2 separate regions of the Mus musculus genome follow, and region 2 is linked to region 1. The links are chromatin loops, found by intact Hi-C in ENCODE. Cell type or tissue: left cerebral cortex. All regions are shown on one strand.

What was found. A loop is a pair of places that touch in the nucleus more often than their neighbours do. Peaks named below come from ENCODE experiments on the same cell type or tissue, not always from the same donor. Only the 100,000 strongest peaks of a DNase experiment are listed, where the experiment ranks them.
Region 2: it touches region 1 in a loop (2.9-fold over the local background); 18 of 42 quality-filtered maps call a loop at or near these places.

The regions. Positions count from the first base shown.
Region 1 is chr17:86,060,048-86,068,047 of GRCm38, forward strand. The region is part of intron 14 of Srbd1 (S1 RNA binding domain 1); the gene reads right to left. Among named protein-coding and RNA genes, the nearest start is that of Srbd1, 81 kb to the right of the region's middle. In left cerebral cortex, a CTCF peak has its summit at 3,639 (motif pointing left); a DNase peak (open chromatin) is centred at 3,625.
Region 2 is chr17:85,878,921-85,886,920 of GRCm38, forward strand. The region is part of intron 4 of Gm30117 (a long non-coding RNA gene); the gene reads right to left. Among named protein-coding and RNA genes, the nearest start is that of Gm30117, 46 kb to the right of the region's middle. In left cerebral cortex, no CTCF peak of the experiment used is centred here; no DNase peak of the experiment used is centred here.

The DNA.
Region 1 (8,000 bases):
CCATTATTAAAAGAAAAGAATATTTAAAAAACTTTACACAAATGTACTTTATATTATTTCCAGAATTTTCCAAACTATTTATATTATACTTCCAACTATTTAAATAAAGTGAATTTAAATGGTAAGGTAAAATTTTAATTAACTGGCCTTTAGTTGTTGGAGACCTGAGAATTTGCCAAATGATTCACTTTCTCTTGAAGGTTATCCTTCTCAACAAACTAAGGGGAAACTTTTGCAAAGAAAAATACTCAGATAATAAATATTCCTCCAAATTCCATACTGCCACTTCTTTTAAACTGAGGAATACAAAACAGATGTGACACATTGCACCCAAAGATTTTAGATTAACACAATTAAATCAATATAAAATGTAGTAAATTTTATATACCATATTTACTGAGCAATGTGGACCCAATAAACAGTTGAGTACTAATCATGGGTCAGAAAGCTAAATGATCTAAAGGAAGATTATTCAGATATAAAACATATATGGCCTAAGACATGTATGTATCTAAACTCAAAATAAATCAGAGGGTGACAATTTTTACCAAGGGAACTTACTGAGGACGTCCCTCTACAGCCCTATTCCTGTTCCAAGTTCAAGGGAAGCCACTCAGCAGGACCCATGTCAGATTAATCAGGCACTTTCTGTTTAGTGGCAGTCTCCCAGCCAACGGCAGGGAACTATGCTGATGGCCTGTAAAATCCAGGGATATGAAGAAAACAACGTCGAGCTTTGTGAAAGCAGCATCTGCAAAGATGTACAGAGCATTATATTTAAAAAGCAAGTTTCTCTCCAGTATTCTAACCTTAATATAACAATCTGATTACTGTGTTTATCTGAACATAAAGCCAACAGGAGTAATCAGAACTTATTATTTGGGGCCATTTTAAGTGATAAAGTTGTAAGTGATAAAGTTGTAAGTGATAAAGTTGTAAATGAACTAATGTTTTGAGACGCTCAGAGAATAAAGACGCTCCTTCTAAACTATACAGCTAAGACAACACCTAAATGGAGATGTCTGACATACTGCACTTGTAAAAGGCTGATTACAGAAGCTGACGTGGAGTTCCACTTCCTCATATCTACGTGCTAGTATATTGAGTCTCAAGAAATAAATAGGTAATTTTAGAAACATTTTACCTAAACACGATTTTGGGGTTGTCTGTAACTCTTTAAGTAAAACAAAAACAAAAACAAAACAAAACAAAAACAAAAACAAAAACAAAAAAATAAGCTACACCCTCATAACCTAAAAAGTCAAATACCTACAATATAGAAACAATTATTTTCAACTCACTAAAAAATAATCCCCAAAACTCTCTCAATAAAAATGCTATTTTTAATCCTCAAATAAAACCCAATAATGTTGCTTATATAAAATACATCATAAATAAATAACTGATTTTTTTTTTAAAGAGATACTTCGATTACAGAAGTGAAATCTCTCAGCTCTCACACGGACAGACTGTATGTTGATAAAGCCTTTTCGGCTAGTTTTGTAAGTACTTGTCATAGTGACTGGGAAACTAGGAGAACAGGGTGCCTTCTGCTTTCTTTTTTACAAAAGATGAAACAGTGAGATTCTCTGCATAAGAAAACCTAGGTCTGCCTTGTTTGTTGGTTTTTCTGGAAAGTACAAACAGTTCCCACATTCACTTGAAAGGCCATAAAGCGTCTTCTCTATCCATTCTCCAAATACGAAAATAGCTTTGCTGTTTCCTCTAATTTTAAAATAAATTACTTCCTTCCTTATGTTGATGGGAGAATTTAATTAAGAAATAATTTGCTTAAATAAAAATATAGTGACTGAGATTTAAAAACAAAAAGAAGCAAAACCAAAAAAATCAAAAAGCAACTGCAAGGGCAGAATTCTTCCATTAACACAGACTGGTGTGCTTCTAATTCTTCCTAAGAATGTAATTCCTTCCTTTTGCCTTCCTAAAATATATGTATTACACCTCTGCTACCCTAAAAAGCTACATTCCACTCAAGTCTTCAAAATAACTTTTTAAACATAGTTCTTGCAACTTTTCAGGCTGGAAACATTCATAGAGAAACTGTCCTCTCATCTCAGTATTAGGAAACATGAAGTCTTTGATTCTTGTGCCTTCTCCTGGACTCTTTTCCAGCTGTTTGTCTGGTCTAACTTCAGCGGGTCAGTTTTTATTTCATCTTATTCTATTCTGTTTACTGTATTATTATCCTTTAAGAGAAACTAACAACACACACAGCAACTCCCTGCTCTGCCCGTGAGTTAGTCTGTTATGAAGTATGAATGAATATTGGCTTATATCTCAAGAACAGGTAATAAACCTAAAATTCAAATTCCACAAACAGAAGAGTCTCAAGGATTGGATGTTAAGGAATACAACCAAGCTCTCTTAAATCTGTATTTAGTAGAGTTTACCATTTCAGAGCATTCTCAATCCTTCTGAATAGGAGGGTTACCAAGCTGGGCGTGGCAGTTACGCCTCCACCTCCAGCGTTGGGGGCGGGGGCTGAGAGGTAGCAAGATCACAAGTCAGTCCAGGCTATAGAGAGACCCTGACTCAAGAACCAAACGAGAAACCAACCAGTAACAAAAACAGAAGTGATCTGTTGATGATCTTTGTATTTAACTACAAAGCTTGGTGGTAAAATAAAAATTCGAGCAAAAGTTACAAAAGCTACCCTTTCTTCCCGATCTAGAAATATATTTTTAGCGTTAATATGAAATAAATATAAAACAACACAGAGAAATAAATTTTGGTTAAGAAGGGACCAAAAGTAATTGGAAATCCAAATGCCTATCATTAAAGAGTCAATGAATGGAAAACCAGCTTGTGAATCAAAATTATCATCCTAAGAGATTTTGATTTCATGTAAAATATTCAAGATAAATTAAGAGAAAAAACTAACAAAACTGTATGACCATAATAAGTTTACCTTCAAAATAAATGTGTAAACAAAGATAATTGTTTCATATAATATGTGAGTAACTTAAACAAAAAGTATTCCTTTTATTTTCTGCAATACCCAAGTCATATTTATTTGTAATTTAAAAAACACTTCAAATTTAAGTATAATTGCTAACTGATAAGGTACTCTACTATTAAACAATAGTTAATATTTTGAAATGTACCCAGTTATAAATTATTCTATTTTGACTTAAAATCTGGGCAGGCATATTTTGTTGGTAATGTCCTCTGAACATCACCTTTAGATTACTGTAAACATGGTGTTTTTGTGGCTACTTAAAAGGATGCAGAAACCTCACACTGTCAGTTTTACACACAGGCCAATGCATCAAGACAACTTTTACAGGAAAGACAAGTTGCATGGCCCTAAGTTTCCATCACTAATATATTGTCCGTGGTCAACTGGCTCAACTGGTGTGAACCCATTTCAAAGCATGCCAGGAAGGTCAGCAAGGAAAGGAAGGAAGGAAGGAAGAAAGAAGGAAAGAGGGGGGGGGAATGGAAGGAGGGACAGAGCTGGGGGGAGGGAGGAAGGGAGGGGGAGGGAAGGAGAGAGAGAGAGAGAGAGAGAGAGAGAGAGAGAGAGAGAGAGAGCGCACATTGCCTCTGCATTGCAGCTGCATTTGCCTTTACGTGTGTAGCTCTAGCACCATCTGGTGGCAGGCAGGCAGGCAGGCTGGGAACAACTCCTCAGTCAGCAGTTGGGGAAAGTCCCAGCACTATTCCAAACAATGACCATTTATTTTCCTGAGAACACCATCAGCAATGGTGCAGTTACCACGCAGAGGATCCACTACAAGCCTGGGAGGCTTAGAGTGGACATGCGGGAGACCTCCACGCACTCCCACATGGATATCCTATCAGTTGCCTAGAGAGCAATTTCAACAGAACCAAGTTCCCCTGGCTAATTTTCCCACAATTTCACAGCACTGTAGATGAAAAGAACACTTTATAAGCACAAAAGACGCCTTAAAGGGGCAGATCCAAATCAACAAGTGTCAAGCAGAACTTGAACTTGGAGTCTGAGGTTCCTAATAGCACTAGCAACAAATTTTCTCATGCTATTAACAAACAAAATATAGTAAAAACAAAAAAACAAAGCAAACAAACTGGCACTCTCCTCATGCCTGTCTTCCCAATGGGCAGTGGGGGCAAAGGCACAGGAGTTCAATGTTTGCCTTGTCAATATTATAAACTGGAGCCATGTCTACGCTACCTGAGGCTCTGTCTTTGAAGAACTGGAGACTGGGTGAAGCAGGCAGGAGCACCTGCTACTCATCCAGAGAATGGAGTGAAGTTCCCAGTACCCAACAGTTCCAGGGCACCTGGAGCTAGACATGACACCAACACACATGAATAAAAATAAAATCTATATTTTTAAAAAGAATCAAACAACAACAAAAAAGCCTGCATTTAAGCAAAGAACCTGCCTCAGAGTATCACAGGCTATGTCACCTGATGTCTCAATGTGTTAAAACAGCATACGGACCTCGACTGCTATCAAAATACCTCTATTTTGATACCAGTAGAGGTATTCTGACAACTCTACTGGATTCAAAGACTGATACCATGAGTAAAAACGTCCTCTGAGGTATAAACAACTGCAATGGGAGGGGCAAAGACAGAAAGCCCTACCTTTCCTTCTGTGTGCCTTCCACAAGAAGTACAGCAATTCTTTTCCCACACCTTTATCCTCTTTCATTTTGAAAAATTTTTCATCCCCACTCCACCTATGTATGAGACCAACTTAAAATTACTATAAAAAGCACATGGCTCCACTAAGGACGCCACAGAGCCAGCCATACGGTGAGGCAAAGGCCCTGCTAAATGCAGGACAGGAGAAGCAGCTCAGCTCCAGAGTCATCACTGACATGAGACAGAAACGTGGTACATGACGCAGGACGCCCTGAGCTTGCGGGGGCTTCAAGTCTATCATCTGAACGTTTGTCACCAGTACTCTGAAATGCATGGACCTGAAAACACGTCATCCTACTCCCAAGTTCCCCCGCCTCCCAACAACGGAAAGTTTAATGATCCCCTTGATTAACAGTTAACTCTAAAACAGAAACTTCTTATGTACTCAATTTGTACCTGCTCATGATAAAATATTAGCTGCATTTTCTTATTCCAATTTGATTTTAATTTACAGAGACATGGATTTGAATTGAGAAGTCTGCTTCATTCATTTTACTTGTTTAAACCTTTAAATATACCTTGTTGAATTTGTTTGTTGCTATGATACAACACCCACCCAGTCAAAAGCAACTAAAGAGCTTGCTGTGGTTCTCATTTGGGGAATACTGGCCCTCATGAAGGGTTAAGTCCTGGCAGCAATAGAAGCAGTCTGCTGCATTGCATCAACGGTCTGGAGGCAGAAAGGGGGAATAGAAATGCTGGGCTAGCTTCCATGTAGTCCAGGACGCAAGCCCAGGGAACCACGTCTTCACACATCAACCTCATTAAGATAACCCTTCACAGAGGTGCCCAGAGGCACATCTCCTAGGTGACTCTAGACGATTCAACCTGACAGTTTACCATCACCGCATGAAGGAAAATCTGTCTAGTAATAAGCATGCTAAAATCATTCTCAATGAAACTTATTCCAAATTTTCTTTATTGTATAGCCAGACTTCAAAAACTCAGAATCTTAGACAGAGAGAACATGGTATTCTGACACCCCACTAAGAGCTCGATAACTTACTGCTGAGTAGTATGAGCTCGAGCTTAAACAGTAAAAGCAAACCACTAAACAAATGATTGAGAGCGAGTCACAAAGTCAGAGAGGGCGACTGAGGGGGAAATTTAATTTAGAAGACAAGGAGAGAGTATAGGTGGTTAGTCCAGCAGTCTCAGCACTGGGCAGGCTGAGCAGGGAATCAAGAGTGAGAATGAGGCCAGCCTGGCCTATAGCTGACCATGTCTGAAAAACAAAGAACACACCAAGTAGGGACGTACTGCAAGAGAGAGAAGGTTAGATACAGAGGAAGAGAGTTTGCAACAAAAGCTCAGCTCTTTCATCTACAGCAATAAAGTTTGCATCACACTTTTTTTTTTTTTTTTTTTTTTTTTTTTTTTTTTCCGTGACAGGGTTTCTCTGTGTAGCCCTGGCTGTCCTGGAACTCACTTTGTAGACCAGGCTGGCCTCAAACTCAGAAATCCACCTACCTCTGTCCCGGAGTGCTGGAATTAAAGACGTGCGCCACCACGCCCGGCTTGCACCACACTCTTTAATTAATCCTTTCTTAACTTCTACTGTTCACAACCCTGATTCCATTCCACAGACAAGTGAGCTGAAGTTATCATTTCCATGCTCTGGCTCCCATCCCTCTTATTCTTTCCCATCCAACACTTGCATTTCCCCACAAAAGGAACATAAGCATCCTCTCAGAGGGGTAACACGTCAACTTCCCCTCTAGGTACAAATTCAACCTATCACTTCAAAGAGCAACCAGGTTGGATCACCGGGCCCTTGTGAAACAGCCCCTGCCATCAGAACTCCTTCTGGGTATCCAGCCAATGCTGAAAAGCATCCCAAAAGCATATGCCGTGTATAAGCTGTGCCCTAGGGCAAGACTCTCTGTGTCGCTTATCGCATAGCCTGTGCAGTGTAGCTCAGTCCAGACAGCTGCTCCACTTATTCTTTATCAATAGCCACATCTTCATGTCTGCAGGATCACTGCACACTTCTACTACATTACACCATGTAAATATTTAGGAGAAATAATTCCTTTCAAGGATCTAAACTTCCACCATTGTTATGGCAAATGAACCTGTTTATGCTATATTCGTTAATGAAGGCAAGCCTAAAAGAGCACAGGAATTTACTAACATGTGGCACACAAACATTACAATCATAAAGCTTCTTAGGGGAACACATCAAGAACATGAAAGAAGTTTATTTTTACTCACATTGCCCTGTAATTTCCTTTAACTCTACTAGAACAACCCTTAATTTAAACCTTTCTTGCAATTACAGGAACAGTGTAGATTGAATGTACAAAAACGAGATAATACTCTCAGTACATCTCCAATGAACTCTCTGTATTCTATAGCAGCAATTCTCACAATTCAGCCTGCATCAGAATCAGCAAGAAGGCATGGCTAAACACAAATGGCTGGAAACTCCCCCTCAGAGTTGCTGCTCTACTGAAACTGAGCATTTGCACTGCTGACGAGTGCCTTGGCAGAGCTGGTGCTGCTGGTCTTGGGAACACAGTTTTGGTTTGGAGGTTTTATTAGGCGTGCTAGTTTCCTATTGCTCTGATAAAATACAACAACCAAGGCAACTTCTACAAGAAAATGGTTACTTGGCTTTATGTTTCAGAAGGTTATAGGCCAAATGAAGGCATGCTGGTAGGAAGAGGAAGTTGAGGACTCAGATTTTAGGCCAGCAGAAAGGAGAGAGTTCACCTGGAATGGTGCTTAGGCTTGAAGCCTCAAAGCCCACCCTTACTGATACACTTCCTCCAGAAAGGCCACACCTAAGTAACCAACTGGGGACCAAGTGTTCAAATACCAGAGTACTAGAGGTGTTTACCACTTAAGCCATCACATTGAACTGTAATCTACATTTCACAAACTTAGCCATCCTCAGTACCTTGTAGTAAATGTACAGTCATACTGAAATCCAAGTTCCGATGCTCCTACCTCAGACAGGTCCTCTGTAACTCCATGTGGGTTCAGTTCGCATTCTCAATCCTGGTGCCTGGCAATGTGCCTTCTCTACACGCTTACATTTCTGTACACTTCATATTAACAATGCAAGCATGCAGTGCTTGGCCTTTTATGCCCATCTTATTCAATGTGCATGTTCTACTGTCTCCTCTTATTGCTGAATATTTCATAGTTAGAAATATACCAAATCTTGGGGCTGGTGAGATGGCTCAGCAGTTAAGAGCACTGACTGCTCTTCCAAAGGTCCTGAGTTCAAATCCCAGCAACCACATGGTGGCTCACAACCATCTGTAATGAGATCTGACTCCCTCTTCTGAACTGTCTAAAGATATCTACAGTGTGCTTACATATAATAATAAATAAAT
Region 2 (8,000 bases), 180 kb before region 1:
GGAGGCATCTTAGCTATTCAAGTATGGTGTTCCTATAGGCTGGAGTTTTGAGCCGAGTTTCCTATGAGAATCAAGTTAAGCACACTGGAGTCTGATAAGAGTTCTGGAAGGAAGCTCTTGGTGTAGCTTTATGGATCTCATGGGTTTTGCCAAACTGATACATTCTGTGGCAGGCCCCATTTCCATAGAGGGGAGTGGCTTCTTGGTAGGTAGCAAATGAAAGATATGACATCAAGTAACAAACGTGATTTAAAATGAGGTCCACGATTGAAGAACGGACTCAAGAGAAATCCTGTTTTCCCATGGATTCCTAAAGGGGCTCTGAACAAATTGTCCAATCTCACTTCCAAAAGCTATTTCCTAGTTCAGTATGTTAGCCTACCTCGGAACTGCTTTTGTATGAAGCAAATAGAGGTTGGTTTGATCCACAGGATCAAGGGGGAGGTAACAGCCATGCAGGAAGTGTAAGAGAAGACAATGGGAGGACCATGATGTAAGACCCAGTGGCTTTGGTGGAAAACGTATGTATGTAGTGGGGAGAGACCCAGTCTGCCCGTGGTCCATGCACTGCTGTGGACAGCAACAGGCAGGATCAGAAGTCCCTGGTTGGATCCCTGAGGATGTGGGACTTTTGATTAGCATTGACCTGAGATTTCTTTGTCCACCTGTGACTGAATGCTCACCACTTGTGGTTTGAATATGTTTGGCCCTTGGGAAGTGGCACTATTAGGAGGTGTGGCCTTGTTGGAGTAAGTGTGTCATTGTATAGGCAGACTTTGAGGGTTCCCAGTACTCAAGCTCTGCCTGCCTTTGGATCAGGATGAAGAATTCTCAGCTCCTTCTCCAGGACCATGCCTGCCTGGACACTATCATGCTTTCTACCATGATGATAATGGACTGAACCTCTGAAACTGAAAGCCAGTCCCAATTAAATGTTGTCCCTTATAAGAGTTGCCTGGGTCATGGTGTCTCCTCACAGAAATGAAACCCTGACTAAGACACCACCTCACTAGCAATCATGTCTGCTTCCTTCTCCTCAAAACTCCCCAAAATCCATGTCTTAAAACGAAGCCCTCAAGTCTAGGGTAGCATTTAGCCAAGGATGTGGAGAAGGGAAGACTTTTTAAATATGTGAACATTGCTATGACTTGGGTGCACCAACCAATCAGAACAGAGCTCCATCACACCTAGTCACTCTTAACTTTCCATTTTAACCTTACGTTTGTCCCATGTTGGACAGAGTCATTTTCAAACATCTGCTAAGAAGGCAGAACCAGTCTTGCGGCCTTCAATCCCTGCTCAGACCTCATGCACTGTCTCCAAGCCTATGTCCTCCAGAACAGGCCACCAAAGGACACAATAAGGAACCACTCATTCTGGCCTCCAAGATATAGTCCCACCTTTTGCCTTTGAGTGTGCCTCTCTTCCTGCTGACACTGGCCTCTTCTCTAATGCCAACTCCAGCAATGCTTTCCTCTATCCGTCAGTGTTTGCATCTCTCCTGTGATTAGCACTCATGTTATGAAGCTTAGCTCCTGCCTGCACATCGGTGACTACTTTAGCCATTAGTTCTTCCTGACCACACCTCTGAGGCTGGATGCTTATTAACGGCAAGCTCTTCTTACAAGCAGGGAAGGGCTGAGCACTCTGTAGGCATTCAAACAAATCCATAGGTGTTTGGTTTAGAGTTATGTCCAGACACTGTCAGTCTCCTCTAAAGACAGGCCGCAGCTTCCTCATCTATATAATGAGAAGCAGAACTGTAGTCATCTGTCCGTGAGAATCACCAGGGAATGCAGTCTCATCATTGAGGGATGCTGCAGGGACTCTAGTTGGTTAGTAGTAGGTCAGACTCAACATTGATTTTCATAGACCGGTTTTGTTGTTGTTGTTGTTGTTGTTGTTATTGTTGTTGTTTTCTCTTATTTTCTTAAGCATTCCAAGTGATTTCAACATGCAAACTTGAAACTTGGGTTAGGTCATCCAAACAGTCCTGTGGAATCCCAAGGCAAAAATGAATAGGATGCCATCTTCCCATGAAGTCTTCTTCGAAGGACATTCTAGTTCAGAGCCCTAGTGACACACAAGCATTTGAGGGCCGTGGTGGATACTGTATCTGTCAGCACTCACTCCTGGTTGTCACCAGCACCTGTGGCAGGTCCTCCCTGGACTCTGTTTTCCAGCAAGGTCTATCTGCAAAAGAGTCTTAGACCTAGATGAAAGGGTTAAGGCTTCCCACCAAATCAGTCATTCCTCACACCCCTCAACACATTACGTGCTCTTTAAAGTGTCAAGGAAAGTTCAGGATCGCTCTTGGCAGGTTGTGCCAAAATTCTTGCCTGAACATATTGGATTATAAACTATGTGGGTATGACAAGCATATCTGACAGATCAAATGCCTAACACTGAGATGATGTGTAAAAGCAAGACACGGTTTTTCACTGTTGTGGTTTAGAGTTTGGGTTGTTTCGTGTGTTTCCCGAGTGTTTTCATTCTTTGCTCCTTCTTAAAATATGCTCCTGACTTTGAGTTGTGACATCAATTAAAAACTAAGCTAATAAAAACCCTAAGCCCACAGGAACACATTAAAGGCCACTTAAGAAAGCGGGTTCCGGCTTCTTTTCAAAGCCAGATCTCAGACACCAGACCATGCTGAGCTCTACAGGCCTGCTTGTATTATTCCCTGGGTCTAGAGCCTTTTTTTTTGTAACCCTCACTCATTGTGGGGTTCATAAATGGGGCAAATTCACATTCTCTCTTTTTTCTCTCTCTCCCCTCTTGCCCTCTCCCCAACATGTTGAAACAAGCTCAGTAATTGCATTACCAGATTTCCAGGGTTAGCTTTGGGTTCAAGGGAAAGAGCTGGGTTTGACTCAGATCTGTAATTAGTGTGGGAGGGTAATTAGTGGCGCACATCTCGAGCAAAGCCGGTGTCTACAAGGGGCCCAAAAGACACGTCTATTTGTTCTGTTTCATCAAACAATTTAATCAAACACTGAGCGCTTTACTCAGAGGCTTCACAAAACAAATATTTGCTGACTGATTGAGTCATCAAACAACTGGGCAATTCAGTTAAACCAGCTCTTTTGCTGTCCAGCGAGCCAAGGAAAGGAAAAGGTTCGAGTGAAGTTTTTACATTTCAGACGATTACTGCAGAGGGGCTCAGGGGAAGGTGCTGGGGCACTGTTTTCTTTCCTCTTAATGCCTTTCCAAAGTAAATAGCATTTAACAAACAGTGGGCCACAAAATGCAGGCCAGAAGACAGGTCTACAAGAGACAGTCATCCCTCGACTGCATAAAGGTACGCATGCTAAGCGTTGTGTTCCCTGGGGGTCTCTCCCATGAGAGGTATGAAGACCATGTGCCCCTGTAGTGGAGCAGCCACAGATCCTGAGACACGCTCTAAGTACCAAGGCAAAGAAGCAGTGGCTTCCCAGGCATGGACAGGATGCAAACACGCATCTACGGACAGCAGGTCCAGGCGCTGGGGCCCTGCTGTCTCTGCTGTCTTTGCCACAGTTAGCAGAGAGCCAGTGTCTGGCTGGAGGCCCTGCTCTACCCATGATGGAGATGCCTAGTGGGGAGCAAGTGTTTCAACACACTTTATTTTCCATTCTGGAGCCACTGACCAAGAATCTTTGTGTCTGTTGGGACCAGAAGAAAGCAGCTGGCCCCAAAGCAAAGCCGGACTCCAGCTGACCTCGGAACACCTGCGTGGAGGCTCTCCGCCCTGCCTAAGGAATGGCAGGGTCACAGCTTTCCACGAAGAGCACCTTAAAGTGACATGATGTCAAAGTCCAGTAGTCCAAGAAGCGGCAAACAGCCCGGCACCTGGGAGCGACCCCCTCAGTTGGCACGTTGTTGAGAAATCCATCTCACAAATCGCCTAGTGTTTGACTTGAAGTCCATTTGTTAATTTGGTAAACACAGACTCGATGCTGACAATACTTCCTTAATCCGGCAGGAAGGAAGTATCTAGTATCAGGCAACTCCAGGGCCTCTCCCGACCCCCTCACCTGAGGACTGGCTGGGGTGCACCTGGGGGTGACTAGGAGGGAGAGTGTCAGCTTAGACAGACAGAAGAAAGAACAAGGATCCATCCAGGGGCTGCTGAGCTCCCAGTGTACCAGTACTCTTGCCGTGGGGTACAAACACAGCCCACAGAGTCCCTCATTGTGGGAGAGAAGCTTTCAGAACGTAGAGGACTTCTATTATTTCCTGACTAGTTAGATCTCCAAGCCTGTCCCTGGGACCAGCTGTGATGATTAATTTTATATGTCAACTTGGCTGAGTAGAATGCTTAGATATTTGGTCTAACATTCAGGATGTCAGATGACATTAAAATGTATACCTCTAGACAGAGTAAAGAAGTATACAACCCAGGACTGGGGGTAGCCTTGTCTAATCAGCTGAGGGCCGAATAAGAGCAAAGACTCATCCCCCAAGAGCAAGGAACTCAGCAAGCAGCCTGTTTTTAGACCAGACAGAACTGTTTTCTGAGTCTTCTGCCTCCTGGTCTACTCTGCACACATACTACTGGCTCTAGCTTTTTGGAAAACTGTGAGAAATAGTTGCTGTTTCCAATCTGATTTTACAGATGAGGAAATAGTCTTGTGAGATTGGGTGCCAAGACTGGGCCACTGTGACACATATTGAGCCCAATCTTCTTACCCGCTCTTATGTTTTGGGTAGATGTGAGTGTCCCCCAAAGGCTCCTGCACTGAAAGCTTGATCCTCAGTGTAGCTAGCAGTGGAAGCAACCCATTGGTGCCTTCAAATTTTGATGGCATTCCTGAAAAGTGATACAGACATTAAGGTGTGGACGTTATTGAAGAAAGTCTGTCCTTCAGGAGGACCCCTTGGAGCATGTCCTTAAGCACTGTGCAATGGGCCAGGCGGTGGTGGCACATGCCTTTAGTCTAGCACAGGAGACAGAGGCAGGCAGATCTCTGAGTTCAAGGCCAGCCTAGTCTTCAGAGCATAAATGGAGTCAGCTCCCACTATGGTTTTAGGGACTTGATTCATACCAAGCGTGGGAAGCAAGCAGTTTTACCTGCCGAGCCATCTTGTAACCCCAAAGTTTCATAGTAAATACATACTTTCCTCTTCTTTGTTGAGAAGGACTGTTTTAATTGCTTTTCTTCCTCTCCAGTGGATTTATTTTTGTCTCCCTGATGACTCGGTGCACACAGTAGACTAAACTCTCCTCATTCAGACCTTCCTTTGTTCAAGACTCTAGCCAAAAAACAACGTTGCTAGATCCTTTTTTTTTTCTCCCCAAGACAGTGTTTCTCTGTGCAGCTCTGGCTGTCCTGGAACTTGCTCTAGCTTCGAACTCAGAGATTCACCTGCCTCTGCTCCTGAGTGCTGAGATTGAAGGCGTGCACCACCACCATGTAGACCTATTTTCTTATTATAGACTTGAAAGCAAATAGTCCTGATGGTGGACATTTAATCCAGATGACACTATTTTACTCAGTCACGAGATGGGGGTGTCAATCACAGGATGGAGGTGTCAATCAATGGATGGATGTATCAATCATGGGATGGAGGTTTCAATCACAGGATGGAGGTGTCAATCATGGGGTGGAGGTATCAATGATGGGATGGAGGTGTCAATCACGGGGTGAAAGTGGTATCAGTCCACAAACATGATGGCAGGTAGAGGCCTACTCTTGTGGCCAGTGGCTGTAGGATGGAAGGCATGTCAATCATAAATTGAAATAAACCACCTCTGTTTCCCAAATCTCCACTATAGAAATCACACAAAAGCCTCAGGAAATATACAAGCTCCCCTCAAGGCCCTAGACCAAGAACCTTTGTCTCTTTTCCCTGGAATGGCCTAGGGACACTACTAGACAATTTGTGCACTTAACAATAACCTCCCCCACTCTTCTATGCCCACCCCTCCCTTCTGTGTGCTGTGCACTTGCTAAAGGACCCTTTCTTATGAAATCAGTCGTTGTGGGTTGGACATGCAGTGTCCTTCAAAAAAAAATCTGTGAATTGAAAGGTTAGCTCTCAGATGGTAGCCAGTCACTGAGAGGATCCTAAAGGCTCTGATCTGAGAAATGGATTTATCCCTTGATGGACTGAAAATATAATGGCATAATTGGAAGGTGGAATCTTGGAAGAAGTAGGTCACAGGAGGCATGATTTTGGGCCTGTCCTGTTCTGTGGTCCTCTTTGGCTTGCTTGCTGCCTCCTGGCTGTCACTCAATGATCAGCCCTGCTCTACCTCTCTGGGGCAAACTCTCTGTCTCAAATAGGCCCACAGCAAGAGAGTCAAGTGAACACCCGCTAAACCCTCTAAAACTATTAGCCAACACAAATTCCTCCTTCTTTTCTTTTTTTTTTTTTGTGAGGATTTTCTTTGGGAGGAGGTTGGGGTACTTGGGGCTGAGCCTAGGGCTTCACACTTGCTAGGAAAGCACTCTGCCACCAAGCTCCTTCCCCAACCTTTTTCTTTTGTTTTGAGATGGGGGTCTTACCAAGTTTCCCAGCTAGCTCTGAACCTATTCTTCAGCTTAGGTGAGGTAGGTTTGACTTAACTGATGATGCTCTCGCCACAGCTCCCCCACTTACTGGGAATTACCAGACTGTGCTACATCTGGCTTCTCGTTTATTTATATCAGGTACACGCAGCATCGAGAAAGGTAACATGCTATTGTTAATATCAACAACCAACGAACATAAGAAATGAGGAACAGCAGTCTAATAACTTTGTGTGACCCCCTTCTCTACACGGCACATGCTTTCCTCTTCGCATCCTTGCTACTAGATGACCACTTCGCTGACTGGGTGACGAGTGTCACCTCATTCCACCCTATACAAGCTGAGGACAGTGACGTCCGAGGTATTAAATGGCTTGCTTTGACTTGCCTGACACCACAGGACGTGTGTGTCTCTCCTTTAGTTCCCCTGGGTCAGAGATGATGTGTAACCGCTCCTGCTCATCCCAGAATGATGTGTGTGGCTCAATTGTCTGCTCAGTGAAGGTCATGTAGGTGAATAGCGAGCTGATGGCCTCCGGGTTAGATTTTCCCATACAGGTCTGGATTTCCACTCAGTCAGCCCTGAATATCTTTGTAGGCCCTGATGGATGGACTATATAACATATCCTCTCCGCCTCTGAAGCAGCCAGGACCCTGTACCAATTGCATCCTCTGCCTTCTTTCAGAGAAGATGTAGTCTTTTTTTTTCTCCAGGATGGATGCCAAGCAATTAACATTAAAGAGCAAAAGTTCTTCCTGTTAATCAGAAACCCAGAAGGTGACTGTACCCTTACCATAAGCCATGTTGTTTATCCAAGCCCTGTCTGGGATATTTGTAAAAGTGCTACATGCTCTCTGTCTTGGGAGAATAATTACACGAGTCCCCATGAGCCAGTGCTTTCGTCTTTTCAGCTAGAGAACCCCAAGGCTTGCTTCCTCTTTGTCAAGATTTCGACTCAGGTTGGGGGTTGGGAGGTAGATGTTTCCTCTGGTGCAAAGATGCTAACCAAGGAGAAGGCCAAGGCCAACAGCATCTGGCATTCCTCACATGAAACCCAGAGGCTCTATGCCTGATGCCAGGACTCTGCAATGCCTTTCCTGCCAGGGGATTATGTTCATTTGCACAGGATCTGAGACAGAAATTCCAAAGAGATGATACTGGAAACCAAAGGCCTATAGCATATTAATAATACAGACAGGAAGGCTCCCTCGGCAGCTGGTAGCAAACGTATATTAAATAAAGAAAGGAACCTGGCTCTAGCCCAAGACACAGCAATCCAGCCAGGTCATTTTAGATTACAAATAGAAACAATTAAACCTTATTGGGTTTATTATAGAGTTTGTCTCTGGTTAGCTATTAGGTTTCTGCACTTACATGCTAATTTCGGAGTCAAGGAATCAGAGATCTCCCCAGATTAGGTATCTACCACAACTCAGCAGGCTGCGCAAATCAAGTGGTATTTACACTTTCCTGAACGTTCCCCGCTTATGTGGGGTGCAGCACTG